Regions from separate parts of the Homo sapiens genome. Here regions 2 and 3 are each linked to region 1. Evidence: chromatin contacts called from ENCODE Hi-C or POLR2A ChIA-PET data. All regions are on one chromosome and are shown on one strand. Each heading gives the region's core, a stretch centred on a gene start or an enhancer-like site at or near the end of the contact. The rest is flanking DNA. Distances are from core to core; before and after follow the strand shown.

What was found. A loop is a pair of places that touch in the nucleus more often than their neighbours do. ChIA-PET counts read pairs that join two places held with the same protein, here RNA polymerase II (POLR2A). Pooled maps may share reads with other maps.
Region 2: a loop to region 1 is called in a pooled map, with 4 times the contacts of the local background. The contact joins the promoter of GMFB here to the enhancer-like site in region 1. A Hi-C loop is called at or near these places in 2 of 37 single-sample maps with no recorded cell type and 8 of 50 pooled maps. POLR2A ChIA-PET finds 5 or more read pairs at or near these places in 4 of 52 experiments (H1, PC-3, PC-9 and 1 more).
Region 3: a loop to region 1 is called in a map of IMR-90, with 2.7 times the contacts of the local background. The contact joins two enhancer-like sites. A Hi-C loop is called at or near these places in 4 of 168 maps with a recorded cell type or tissue (IMR-90, PC-3 and naive thymus-derived CD4-positive, alpha-beta T cell), 14 of 37 single-sample maps with no recorded cell type and 17 of 50 pooled maps. POLR2A ChIA-PET finds 5 or more read pairs at or near these places in 5 of 52 experiments (GM12878, PC-9, WTC11 and 1 more).

The regions. Positions count from the first base shown.
Region 1 is chr14:54,626,315-54,630,689 of GRCh38, forward strand. The region is part of intron 2 of SAMD4A (sterile alpha motif domain containing 4A); the gene reads left to right. LOC112268133 (a long non-coding RNA gene) reads left to right here. Exons shown (of 2, transcript XR_002957606.2): 2 at 1-4,375. Among named protein-coding and RNA genes, the nearest start is that of SAMD4A-AS1, 59 kb to the right of the region's middle. Within about 2 kb of position 1,802, at least 26 of the 41 ENCODE cell types and tissues checked have a DNase peak (open chromatin) inside an H3K27ac peak, as active enhancers do; they include IMR-90, where a contact is called at or near this core.
Region 2 is chr14:54,487,569-54,492,353 of GRCh38, forward strand. It overlaps GMFB (glia maturation factor beta), which reads right to left and starts at 1,412. Exons shown (of 7, transcript NM_004124.3): 1 at 1,357-1,412. The coding sequence starts at 1,359. RefSeq lists a silencer at 1,095-1,494.
Region 3 is chr14:54,771,262-54,776,029 of GRCh38, forward strand. It overlaps SAMD4A (sterile alpha motif domain containing 4A), which reads left to right. Exons shown (of 13, transcript NM_015589.6): 10 at 3,673-3,874. Among named protein-coding and RNA genes, the nearest start is that of SAMD4A-AS1, 86 kb to the left of the region's middle. RefSeq lists enhancers at 1,731-2,930, 2,214-3,142, 3,016-3,065. Within about 2 kb of position 2,075, at least 34 of the 41 ENCODE cell types and tissues checked have a DNase peak (open chromatin) inside an H3K27ac peak, as active enhancers do; they include IMR-90, where a contact is called at or near this core.

The DNA.
Region 1 (4,375 bases), core at 552-3,051:
TTCTAAATTGTCAATTGAGATGGTAATTAGTTCTAATTTAGTGATAATGCTGTGAACATGGAGTAAGAAGCTAATTGACATGGCATGCTACCAACTAGAATTTTATGAACTAAAACTTCTTATCTCTTGCACAACAGTGAGTGTTCTCATTATAAAGGTGCCATTCAGGAAGGGAGAGTGGCTTTGCCCACAGGTGTTCGGTACCTTGTGGATACGTTGCTGATTGCTAGGTGATGGCCAACTTTGACTTTCCAAGTCGAACGGGTCTCCCTTAAACCTGCTTTTGGAAACTTGTACTAAAAACCCCTCCTATATGCATATTTAGTTAGGACATGTTTGTTTCCAGTTGCGTTTGTTTTTCCTACTAGATATAAGGAATTCCTATGGAGGCTGAGGGATATACAAGCAGGAGAACAGCAATTCTCTGTTCAACACATCTGGATTCTGGTAGAATAGCAATACATTCACTGAAAAGTTCTTAATAGTTTACAGAAGACTTGCACATATGTGACTTCATTTGATCTCATAATTGAAGTCAGGGCAGGCATTATTATACCCATTTTAGAGCTGAAGAAACAGAAGTTCAGGGAAGTTAAATAGTTTGTCCGTGATTATTTGACTGGGTAAGTGGGAGAGCCAAGCCAAGGACTGGAGTCTTCTGACTCTTGCTTCAGGGTTTTTCTCCCAATTACATCTTATTTCTCTGACCTGTTCATCCATATAATCTTATTCTGTAATTCTAAGCAATTGCTATTTCCTTAAAAATTCGGAAAAATTACATAACTATAACTCAACTAACTCATTACCTTTTTACATCCAACCCCCAGACTCTGGAATTAAATTTTCCTTCAGTACTTACCCTACCCTAGCTCAAGCTCAGAAAAACTGTCTTGGAAAAAGAGGTAAAAAGGACAGAAAGTAAAGAGAATCAGATTGAGGGGTGCTTCTGACTTTTTTTTTAAAGAAATTTTGTCATACAACTCCCCTAAGATGTGAGTCCTAAGGTTAACCAGAGTAGTTTTTCAAAGACGCAGCTTGTCCGTTACATTTGCTGCTCCGTGGCTGATCCTGTCCTGGACTAGCCTACCAGAACGTTCTTTAGCCCATTCATTAGATGATCTAGCTCCTGAATATCTAGCACACAGACAGTCTTAATCCCTGATTTGTGTTTGTGTATGTGTTTGACTCTGATTTGCCTTTCAGATAGATTCCTTAGAAGCTCTACCAGAATGTGGACAGGAAAACAGTGGTGTGAGACCCTAACAAGTCAGCTCAGCTTTTTGTCAGCGGCTGTTACTGCCTGGGCAGGGTAGAAGTCATTGTTGAAGATGAGGTCTTTCGGTTACCAGGCAGTTTTTTACATCCTTCCTTGCCCTCCTCCTGCTCCTTTAAACCAGTGGGAGATGAGAAAGCCGAAGCTTTATCTGTGTCTCTCTGTTAGTTTATTTGTAAACTGCAGGTCAAAAAGTAATATTATGTATAAAATCCAGACTAGACAATTGCTCGTTTCATGCAGAGAGGGTTTTAAAGGAAATCAGCTGACTTCCTGACTTGCTGAATGAAGTGTGAGTTTTAGTTTCTGTCCTGTTAGGAAATGACATGTGAATAGAGTTCTTGTATAAGCAGGCTTTTATTTTTGTCAATGGTTGGAAATTTGGGAAAAAGAGAAGAGAGGTCTGTTTATTTTAGCATATCAAGATTCATTTCTGTGGCACACACGCAGAAATGGGTATTTCTGAGTCTTGGTGGTCTCGGGCCTTGAAATTCCATTTCCTCTCCTCTCCTTCTCCCAGAGTTGTTGGATTGCCATAGCAACATGACTCCTCCCCCACAACCCTGTAAGAGTAACTGGTTACAGATTTAGCAGCAAGTCAGGCCGAGATCAAAATCCAAATATAGGGCCCTGATCACAGAAGGTGGGAGGACTGAGGCCGAAGACTGCTCTGTGTCCCTTCCTGGGGCTGCATGTGAAGTGACAGGCGCTTTGCCCGGACGGTCTAGGTGGTGCTGCTTGGAGACTCCGCCGGCCTTCATGAGCATCACTGCCATGTCACAGAGGGGTCTGCACCAAGGAAGGGAATTGAATAATGGCATGGATGAAGAATATTTACTGCAGCAGTATAACTCTGCATCAGATGAAATTGCTGATGCTCTGAAAGTCAAGCATGAGACTATTGGGGAAGCAGCTATGGAAATAGGCCTTCAGTAGGTGCTATAAAAATAAAGCATGCTCTGTCCCCAAGAATGCTTCCTAGGGGAGTCTTTGGGATGCTGAAAATGGTGATAATCATATCAACAATTGCTCATGTTGATTGAGTACTTAGTGTGTACCAGGCATTGTACTAAGTACTTGATAACTCATTTAATCCTCCTAACAACCGTTTGACCTATGTGCTGCTATTTTACAGATAAGGAAACTGAGGCACTGGGAAGTTAATGAACTGCCTCAAAGTTATGTAGCTTGTAAGTGGCTGAGCTGGGATTTGAACCTCTACAGTGTGGCTCCTTAATCCAGGTTCTTCATTCTCATAGTATTGTCTCTAATGGATCTGTATGGGCTCATAAATAGGGTGTTCAAGGAACCTTAACTGTAGTTTTGGTTTTTTTTTAAACACAAATATTGTTACAGGTTGAATTGTGTCCTGCCTCCCCCAGAATGTCAAAGTTCTAACCTCCAGTAGTTATGAATGTGACCTTCTTTGGAAATAGGGTCTTTGCAGATGTAGACAAGTTAAAATGAAGTTATGACGTGATGGTGGGCCCTAATCCAATGTGACTGGGTATCCCTATAAGAAGCCGACAATGCCATATGAAGAGAGACACACAGGAAGAGCACCAGGTATTAATAATCACAGAGGCAGAGATTAGAGTGAGGCAGCTGCAAGCCAAGCAATGCCCAGGATTGACGGCCACCACCAGAAGCTTGGAAGAGGCAACGACAGATTCTACTTAGTGTCTCAGGGAGAGCATGGCCCTGCTGACACATCTTGATTTCAGACAACCTGATTTGTTTTCAGAACTGTGAGAATAAATTTCTGTTGTTTTAAGTTACCCAGTTTGTGGTATTTTACAGTCATCCTAGGAAGCTAATACAAATATGTTTTTATTGTACCAGATTCAATCAGTAAGCCCCAGTATGGCATACAGAGTGATACATGAATATTTCGTTTTATCTGTCCCTTCCCATCTTATTGGTAACTGCTAATGACAGTTTATCTCCTTTCTATGCATGTATATTTATGTTAGTTTTTATATAATGAACCTATATTATATTCATTTTCTGCTATTCTTTTTTTTCTTTAAAGCTTACTGGTATATTCTGGAGATCTCTAAGTATTTGGCTTAAAAATTTTTTTTTCAATTGCGGTAAAATACAGTTTATCAACTTGGCCATTTTTAAGTGTACAGTTCAGTGGTATGAAGTGCATTCACATTGTTATGCAGCCATTACCACCATCCATCTTTAGAACTCTTTTAATCTTGCAAAAATGAAACTGTGTGTGTATATTAAACAATCACGCCCCATTACTTCCTTCCCCTGGCACCCACTGTTCTATTTTCTGTCTGTATGAATTTGACTCTTCTAGATACCTCATATAAGTGGAATCATACAGGACTTATCCCTTTGTGTCTGGTTTATTTCATTAGCATAATGTCCTCAAGCATCATCATGTTGTAGCATGTGTCAGAATCTTCTTCCTTTTGGAGGTTGAATAATATTCCATTGTATGTATATATGTCATTTTGTTTACCCACTCATCTATCAGTGGACACTTGGGTTGCTTCCACCCTTTGGCTATTGTGAATAATGCTGCTATGAACAGGGGTTTACAAAGATCTCTTTGAAATCCTACTTTCAATTATTTTGGGTATATATCGAGAAGTGGAATTGCTGGATCATATGGTGATTCTATTTTTAATATTTTGAGGAACTGCCATACTGTTTTCCATAGCAGCTGCATCATTTTACATTCCCACTAGCAATGCACAAGGGTTCCAATTTCTCCATATCCTTGCCAACCCTTGTTATTTTCTGTCTTGTTTTTTAATAGTAGCCATCCCAATGAATATGAGATGATATTGCATTGTGGTTTTAATTTGCATTTCCCGAATGATGGGTGATGTTGGCCATCGTCCCATGTGCTTATTAGCCATTTGTATATCTTCTTTGGAGAAATGTTCATTCAGGTCCTTTCCCAATTTTTAAAATCAGATTGTATTTTGTTGTTGCATTGTAGGAGTTCTTTATATATTCTGAGTATTAACCCCTTATCAGATATACGTATGAGTCTTTAGCTTTTAAGCTGTTGTTTCTCTCTGCACCAGCTGAGAATGCTTTGGTGGTGGTGGTCATGGGGATATTGTATTCTCATTA
Region 2 (4,785 bases), core at 162-2,661, 140 kb before region 1:
CGGGCGTGGTGGCACATGCCTGTAATCCCAGCTACTTGGGAGGCTGAGGCAGGAGAACTGCTTGAACCTGGGAGGCGGAGGTTGCAATGGGCCGAGATCCCGCCATTGCACTCCAGCCTGGGCCACAAGAGTGAAACTCCGACTCAAAGAAAAAAAAGTACATACAGATCTGGATTGGATCTCAGAAGCAAGGTCTTCTGAGCTGTAAATTCACAAGTCATCTGAATATAGATGGTAACTGAAGCCATAGTTTAGGATGAAGAATACAGAATGGAAAATGAAGGATTAGGATGAAACCTGGGACTCCTTCGAGCATTGTCCAGGGAAAGGAGAATAGTCTGAAAGGGAAACAGATGGACCAATAGGAGAAGTAGGAGGAGCTCTGTATCCCAGAAGCCAAAGGGGAAGAATGAAGGAAGAGAATGCTTCAAAAACAAGAGAGTATAACACTCTGGAATGCAGCTAAAAGGTCAGAGAAGACGAAAACTGAAAAGAATCCATTCGATTCAGTGACCATGACAAGATCTATTCGATGAAAGTGGGCTGAGAATTGAGTGGATGGTCACAGAGAGCAGTGTTTTGTTGTTTCTAATGAAATTTACCCATATTTTAAAACCTAATGGGATGGATCCAAAAGATCCTTGATGGCGATTTATTTAATTTTCCACTTTATTTTTATGCTTGGGGTCCATCCCATGTAAGAACAGAAGCCACAGCCCCCAGAACCAACAAAACTAAAGTTATTGACAATTACTTTAAGGCCCAGTGCCAAAGCTTTGGGTCGAAAGGTTTCCAACTGCCATAGGAAAGCAAAGATAAGGAGAAATCCTCTGTAGGAAGCTAGGGAAAGGAGCAGAGAGAAAGAAGCTAAGGTGAGGCCGAGAGAATTCAATCGGAATTCGAGTCCTCCCCCAAAACGCCGCCAGGTGGAAGATGCTCGGGGCCCACCAACCCCTGGAACCTGGCCACGGCCCTGGCAGGGAAAGCAGGAATTGAGGGAGCCCTCCGATGGGGCAGACCCCTTTCCCTCCAACCTACAGCTCAGAAGCTGAAGCCCTCCAACCAGAAGGACCTGGCGTGGGGCCTCCCCAACCCCCCTGCTCGTGGCCGCACCCTAGTCCCATGGCCCGCTGGGCGGGTCCACCCCGGGCCCAGCTGGAAGATGCTGCCCTGAGGCGTGGTGGCGGCGGCAGAGGCCAAGTACTCTAGCTATGGGCACTGGCCAGCTGCTGGGAGCGGAAGCGGCCGCCGAGCCCTCCTGGGCGCTGCCCGCCGCCGCCGGCTCCGGAAACCGGGAAAACCCGGCTGGCCGGCTCGCCCAGCCCTCCGGCCCCCGCCCTCCCAGCGGCAACTCACCATTTTCCTTCCGGCCGTCAGCGGCCTGTCGCCTACACTCGGGCGCCTTTAAGAATGGCACGGCGGCCGCCTCCCTTCCTGCCCCGGCGCCTGGCCCAGTCGCCCCCACCTATCAACGCGGCCTCAGCGGGCCGGCACGTGATGGCGGACGGCAAAAGGCGCGGCTCAAAATTAGACAGAATGCGATCGCCTGATTTTTTTTTTTTTTTTTTTTTTTTTTTTTTTCTTTTCCCTGCTCCCTCTAGAGGAGGACGCTCTGCCTGGCTGCAAGTGAGAAACAAACCCAAGGTGCATACTTAAAAGTCATGCCAGTTCTCCGGACCTTTTTCGCAGTCTTCAAGCTCTGAGAGCATGTTAATGGTGACATCAATGTTTTCAATGGTAAATGTGTGTACTGACCGCAGCCTACCTTCCAAATTTGATCTCCCTCAAATCTAGGCACACCTCCTTTCCTCCCACCCTCTCCAGAACCCCACTTCTGACCACGGCTGCCTTCCAGGACTTGGTTAATCAATCTCTCTCTCTCTCTCTCTCTCTTTCTCTCTCTCTCCCTCCCCCTTTCCCTCTCTCTCTTACACACATTTCTTCTCTCTCACACACACACACATTTCTTCTCTCTTCTCTCACACACACACATTTCTTCTCTCTCTCTCTCGTCTCGCTCTGTTGCCCAGGCTGGAATGCAGTAGCACGATTATAGCTCACAGCAGCCTCAAACTCCTGGGTTCAAGCAATCCTCCTACCTCAGCCTCCCCAGTAGCTGGGACTACAGCCGTGTGCCACCACACACCCGGCTAATTTTTAAATTTTTTTGTAGAGATAGAGTCTCCCTATATTGCCCAAGCTGGTCTTGAACTCCTGGCCACAAACAGTCTTCCTGTGTGCCTCCCAAAGCGCTGGGATCACAGGCGTCAGCCACCATGCCCAGCCTCTTTTCTCCATACAAGTTATTTATTGAAGTATGAATGAATGATGATTGGTGTTTCAATGAGCACTCTTATGGGCCACTGCCTAAGTAAACATCAAGAAGTCTCTGTACCAGATGCAGACTTAGTGGAACAAGTCCAGTTTTGAATGCATGAAGAAAGTGGTTTGGGAGAAGTAAAGTTTAGGCTCTAGGATTCAACAGGTACCTTCAATAAAACAAACTGCCTGGGGCAGTACCTCATTTTGTTATGACCATGGGTTCTTGGTCTCTCAATGCAAATTGACCTGAGGCCAAAAGAGTTTCTCCAGGCAAGGCTTCATTGGAGCTTATGCCGGAGCATAAGGGAGGCAGCATAAGAGAATGAGAGAATTCCCTGACTGACTCTCCTAAAAGAGCACAACAAATTAGGGGTAGTTTATGCAGGTCAGCATTATCTGTTTGCCAGGGTTGTCTTGAGTAATGGGCCACCCAATGGTCTGGTTTGCGGCAACAAGGCTGTGAATCAATTGTTCAACATTCCTCTCCAAGGTGGGACACTCTCAACCTTGGTTATCTCCTAAGGCCAGTCATTGGAATTCTTTAAATAAAAGGACTATTAGCAGTAAGGTAGTGGTGTGGGTTTGTCATGAGTGGAAATGCATGAAAAAAATGCTCTAGTGTGGGTGAGCTGAAGCCAAGCCCCATTTCTACTGTTTTTCATTTCCCCTTATAAGATTTTACCTTCCTTATTCTTAAGGAGAAAGGGCCAAAGATCTTATCTTCTAAAGCTACTTCCTGCTGAACAGGGTTGTCATCCCTGCTTAACCCCGGGGGGCATGGAAATCTCTCACCGACTGTTCTACAGACTTGAAGGGACTTGGAATAGTTGAAGCCTGGAAGACATAAACTTTAACAACTGTACCCCTATTGAATATAACAAATAATTATTTTAAAAGCCAAATAGCACCCAGTGATAACTAATAAAATGCTTAAGCTCAGTTTAATAATGATTGTAGGAAGAGATTAGATGCCATTTGGAATCTAAGTGAATAGTCTCCTGTTGTCTGAAATATAAGGCAACAGACTTTTAATAAGAGGCATTTCTATGGAAACAGAAGAAAAACAAACGTTAATGGTTGGTATAATCTATCCAGATGTTAGACTCAAAGCATCTTTAGTTACAGAGGAGGAAGGCAGTGGCAATGTGACATGTTCTTCTTGCTTGTATCACAAGAAATAAGCTTCAGCTTGCAGGGCCTCAGAAAAAAAGGTAGTAGGAATTCTATTGAGTATAAGTCAGAAAAATGGGAGAAAAATTTGAAAACATTATTTTGGAGACTTGTAGCCCAGAAAGGTTTTAAGATCAAATCCAAATTGTAGAAAATAATATTTTATTTTTATTTATTTTTTGAGACAGAGTCTCACTCTGTCGCCCAGACTGGAGTGCAGTGGCTTGATCTCAGTTCACTGCAGCCTCCACTTCCCATGTTCAAGCGACTCTCATGCCTCAGCCTCCCAAGTAGCTGGGACTACAGGTGTATGCCACCATACCTGTCTAATTTTTTTTGTATTTTTAGTAGAGAAGGGGTTTCACCATGTTGGCCAGGTTGATCTTGAACTCCTGACCTTAGTGATCTGCCCACCTCAGCCTCCCAAAGTGCTGGGATTAGACGCATGAGCCACCACACCCAGCAGAAAATAATATTTTAAAAATACTCAAACACAACAGACAAGACTAGAGTCTACCAGCAGGTGTATTATAATATTTCTCTCTCCAGTCTCTCATTTTTATCAGAGACGAATCAAGGTAGGACCAATTTGTAAAATAAGTTTTAGTTTTATTATACTTGGCCTTATTATGTGTATAAAGTGCAGCAAGAATAATTATCTTTTAAATTGGCTTTGTTGGAACTTTTTCCATAAGGAATCTCAGATGAGACTTTTTAAAGCCTTGAGCAGGCTGGGCTGCAAATACCTGTATAAACTGGGTGAATTCCTCTCCTCTGGACATCCCAGGATAACTTGGAGCTTCTGGGCCTGTTAGAAAGTGACATTCTTGGATGAGTGCAGTGGCTCACACTTGTAATCCCAGCACTTTGGGAGGCCAAGGCGGGCAGATCACTTGAGCCCAGGAATTCGAGACCAGCATGGGCAACATGGTGAAACCCTGTCTCTACAAAAATTACAAAAAAATAGTGGGGCATGGTGGTGTGCACCTGTGGTCCCAGATACTCAGGAGGCTGAAGTGGGAGAATTGCATAAGCCTGGGAGGTGGAGGTTGCAGTGACTGGGTGACAGAGTAAGACCCTGTCTCAAAATAAATAAATATAATAAAAAATAAAAAGAAAGTGACATTCTGTACATACCACAGATTGGGAACTCTGTATAGGGACTGCATAGACTATGAGGCCAGTTTTCCTAAAGGACTCTTATGGGCTCTATAAGTCAACTTTGATTCCCTAGTCTATTTATATTTGAAAGCATGTCATTTCAGTGAAAGCCTTGGTAAAATAACCAGTGTT
Region 3 (4,768 bases), core at 825-3,324, 150 kb after region 1:
CCAAGTGGTATCCAAGCACTTTAAGAATATTAATACATTTAATCCTCATGACAACCATGTGAGGTAGAGCTGCTGTTGTTAACCCCATTTACAGACAAGTTCATAGGCAGCAGCATTGGGGATTTGAACCAGGCAGGCTGGCACCAGCTCCAGCTCCATGCTTTTAACCCTATGGAAGCCAGGCAACTCTCATGGTCTCAGGATGATGAGCAGAAAAGATTGTTCAGGCAAAGCGACACTCTTCAGGACCAGTTCCCTGGCCCCAAGCCCTCTGGGGTTGCCAACCCTTGTGGGTTGGACTAGACTACCTCTTTGCCCTGAGGATTCCCGATGGCCCAGATGAAAGGCAAGGTCTGCTTCCTTGGCCTCCTGCCCTGGGGCCTACCCCCATCCCAAGTGGCTTTTCTCTGAGAGCAGCAATACTTTTCCCAGGTGAATAGAAAAGGTTCCAGACTCCTCTTGCAACACCAGGCCCTTGGGAGACAAGTTCCAAGAGGAAGAAGGCATTCGGAGGTTGGAGATGAAGATGGGGCGGCTCTTTGCTGCTCCTCCCAAAGTCCCACCCTGGCCTCTGTCAGCCCTGTGTTGTCATTGGTCCACATCCGAGAGCCTTCTGGAGGTGGAGCAGGGGACATGAACCTTGACCTCTCCAGGGTGTTTGTTAGTAACACTTGGATTGGGCTAACCCAAGGTTTGCCAGGTTGGAGTCCTAATGGACCCCTTTTAATTGATTAGATAAGAATGAATCGCTTGTGGATGTTCAACTGGATGTTACTATAAGGCTGGAAAATGTTTTATACTCATAAGTATTTCCTCTGGGATCTTTTTGTGCTATTAATTTGCTTTGAAGACCTGTTTCTCCAATAATACAAAGGTAACTGCAACCCAACCCCTGCTTGAATTATCACAAATCCCAAATTAATTGGTTCTTATTAATGTTACTTTATCAAAGACTTTTCATGCATTTCAACATTTCAGTGTAATGAAATCAGATTTAGAAAGGTAAGGCAAGAGAATGAGAAAGGAAAACTTGCTTTTGTCACTTTGTTCTCTCCCCAGAAAGCATTGATGATTTCATTAAGCCTAGCGATCTTAAGTAACCCAAGCATTCACTCTGGTTGCCAGCAGTGGCAACCCTCTGCAAAGCTGGCTTTGTAATAACCCTCGAAGGGTCCCATCAGGAGAGAGAAAGATGGCCTAGCCAAATTCTCCCCTCATCACGTCCTACTCCCCTCCCCTATACAGCTGAGTCCTAAGAGTCCCTGGATCCCTCCTTTCTCCAGTGACTATAAGTATCCCATAACAGAGTCCTCTTCCCACATTATATTGCTTAAGAATTCAGTCTTGCCTTCCTGGAAACACAAATCATTTTAGCATCACTCATTGACTCTGTATTTTGCATATGAAATAACTTTTTAAAAATCCAACCAAAAAGGAAAGTGAGAAAACGCTATCCACGCTAAATAAGGAAAAATCATAGCAGAATACTGAATCATCTACCAGGTGGCCAAAATTCCGACTTCAGAACTCAAAGGACTAGTTTTCGTCATTAAAAACAAACAAACAAAAAAAAAAAACACTCGGCCCTTGTCTCTACCTCACGTAGTCAGATTGTCCTTCCTCCAAAGGAGGTCTCATCATGTGAAACTTATTCTACCCCTCCTGGCCCTGAGTTCTTCCTTCAAACCAAAAAATCTGAAGCCTTCGTAAAAATGAAAACGAAATTTTTAAAAGGGAAAATGGGAGAAAAAAGGAAGAAAGGCCAAGACAAAGATACCAAGAACCTGTGAGTGTCCTCCTCACCACATTCAGATGAGCTTCTGACCAGAATCTAGAACTCCTTCCTTGGCCACCAAAGCCTGGAAGTAGAAAGGCACAAGCCCAGAATTCTCCTTCCTGCCACTTCTCCCCTTAGGAAATTTAAGAATTCTGGGGAGAAGAGAAACATTTTCTGAGATCTGCACTGCTGGCTCAGATGCCCCTCCCCCTACATACAGGCACAGCTCTCTTTCTCAGGAAATGACTGTTCTGCAGGCCCCTATCACCCTCAACTGGTTAAACTACGTCAGCCCTGCTTCCCGGAGTCTCCCCACAGGCTTGGTACAAACCTCCCCTGTGTCGCTGGAAAAGCAGATCTCTTCCATCTTGTGGCCACTGGAGGTAAAACATTTTGACTTCAACATCCGTGAATGACTACAGCTGACTCTTCTTGGAAAGAATGTGCTGGTTCCTGAAACCCTGCCGGCTGCTGTATAACCTCCCGGACCTGAGGCGTGTCAGAGAGGATGCGTTCTTCAGTGCTGAGGTCACCCAACCCAACGGCAGCGCCGGCATCTGCACGTGATGCTAAGGGCTCTGGCAGCCTCCCTGCCCGGACCCAGGAGAAGCATGGACCTGCCCTGGCCCTTATGCAGCCGACTTTGCAGGGAGGGCCTGTGAAGTGAAGGCAGTCTGTGTCCTAGGTCCAGAACACTTGCAAACATCATCTCCGACCTTATATCCCTCGCCCCACAGGTGGCATCAGCTCTCCCATTTGAGGATGCGTCATGATGGCAGAGACTCATTGGTTCATTCATTCAACTGCATTCACTGTGCAGAAACTGATTCAGGCACCGGACATGCAGGATGGATGAGGACAGACATGGAGCTTACATCCTGGTGGGCCTCACAGGCTTCTCCAAGTCCGCCACACAGACAGGCTGAGCAGAAACAATGATAGGATTAAAGAAGGGAGCCCTGGGACAGGAGTCAGACCAGTTGTGACCCTGACTCTGCTGTTTTCTTGCTATGTGGCCTCTCAAAAGCATGTGAGTGTTCAAGACCTGTGTCCTCATCTGCAGCAGCATGGGTTGGAGAAGATGCGGTAGGGAGGCGCAAGGCGGCAGGCAGAGTGCTGGTGAACCTGCTGAGCCTGCGTGCCAGCGCTGCCCCCTGCTGGCTGTGTGACCTGTGCACAAGGATTACGCGCTGTTTTACTTCTCCAGCTACAAAGGAGAGAGCACCTACTTCATAGGGTTGTTGCAAGGATCGAAAAATAATGTCGAAGTCCCAGGAAGTTCCATGTGATACCGCCTCTCAGATGTTAGCTGCTGTTTTAATTATAGTTATTTGCTGGCACACAGCTCCCTGTAGGCTTCATAACTGTCAAAATGTGAGCAGAGGCGGGGTGCAGTGGCTCACGCCTGTAATCCCAGCACTTTGAGAGGCCGAGGCAGGAGGATCACTTGAGCTCAGGAGTTCCAGACCAGCCTGGGCAACATGGTAGACCCTGTCTCCACCAAAAATATAAAAATCTGTAGTCCCAACTACTCAAGAGGCTGAGTTGGGAAGATCGCTTGAGCCTGAAAAGTTGAGACCAGCCTGGGCGACATAGTGAGACTCCATCTCTACCAAAAAAAAAAAGTTAGCTGGGCATGGTGGCACATGCCTGTAGTCCCAGCTACTCCAGAGGCTGAGATAGGAGGATCACCTGAGCCCAGGAGGTCAAGGCTGCAGTGAGCCTAGATCTCACTACTGCACTCCAACCTGGGTAACAGAGTGAGACCCTGACTCAAAAAAAAAAAAAAAAAAAAAATGAGGAGACCTCCAAGGCGACATCCCTTGGGAAGCCTGTGGCTTAAAAAGGGCTGAATAACGACTGATATTCTCTTCCTTCTCTCTTGGCTCTCACAGTCGAGGCTTTGGGCAATCCAACTCCCTCCCGACGGCTGGCTCTGTGGGCGGTGGCATGGGCAGACGGAACCCGCGCCAGTACCAGATCCCCTCTCGGAACGTCCCTTCCGCCCGCCTGGGCCTCTTGGGCACCAGTGGATTCGTCAGCTCCAACCAGCGCAACACCACAGCTACCCCCACCATCATGAAACAAGGAAGACAGGTTTGTTCTGCCCCAAGGAAGGAGGAGGATGGCCAAGCTCAAGGCCCAAGGCTGCAGATGTCCCCCCAGGTGACCCCAGGGTGGGGAGAGAGGCCAAAGGGGACTATGCTGGGGGCAGTTGCCACCATTCCTCAGAGGTAACAGCATTGTTCGCGTTGTTCTCTAGCAGACAGAGCAACCCCATAGCTGTGTTTAGGATGCCCAGAGGACCACTTTAACCTTGGGGACCCTGCACAAGAGGACCTTTAGAAAGAAATGCAAGACCTATTTCTTCTTTGCCCCATGCTTGACCTTCTGCCACCCAAATCTGGGTTCCAGGAGAGCCTGGCATTTAGAGAAGTTTCTTGCCCTTTTTATCCATGGCAAAAAGCTCCTTTGTCTCAGTCCCAGCTCTGGTGGAGCATCCACAGGACAAAGTCTGAGAGAGTGTGCCAGGGGGAGAGTTAACACATTCTCAGCCTGCCCAGAGGTTCTTGCTGTGCAGTTTAGAGCTGACTTCTCTGGCCCGTCGCTCATACCCCTCTAGCCCCAGGCCCCACCCCTGCCCAGTGCCTTCCGCCTGTGTGCCCAGAGCTTCTCGAAGCTCTGTGGGTAGGGATTAGGATCAGAGGGACACAAGTAGGTCTGAGGTTCTGGGGTCTCAGGAGAAACTAAGGGATGACAGATCAGCTTAAAAACAGGAAAAGGGCTTCAGGCAAGACGGGCAGGATTCACTACCCAGGGTACCAGAAAGCCCCATCTTCTGACCATTGTCCCCAGCCCCCAGATCAGTTCAAGAAGACGTCACTGCTGGGACACACAGGCTGAGTTGTGCCAGCTCATTGCCAGCTGAGAGTTTCTTTTCTCTCCCCCTCGCTTTGGAGTACATTGTAAGAATCTTAAAAAAAAAAAAAA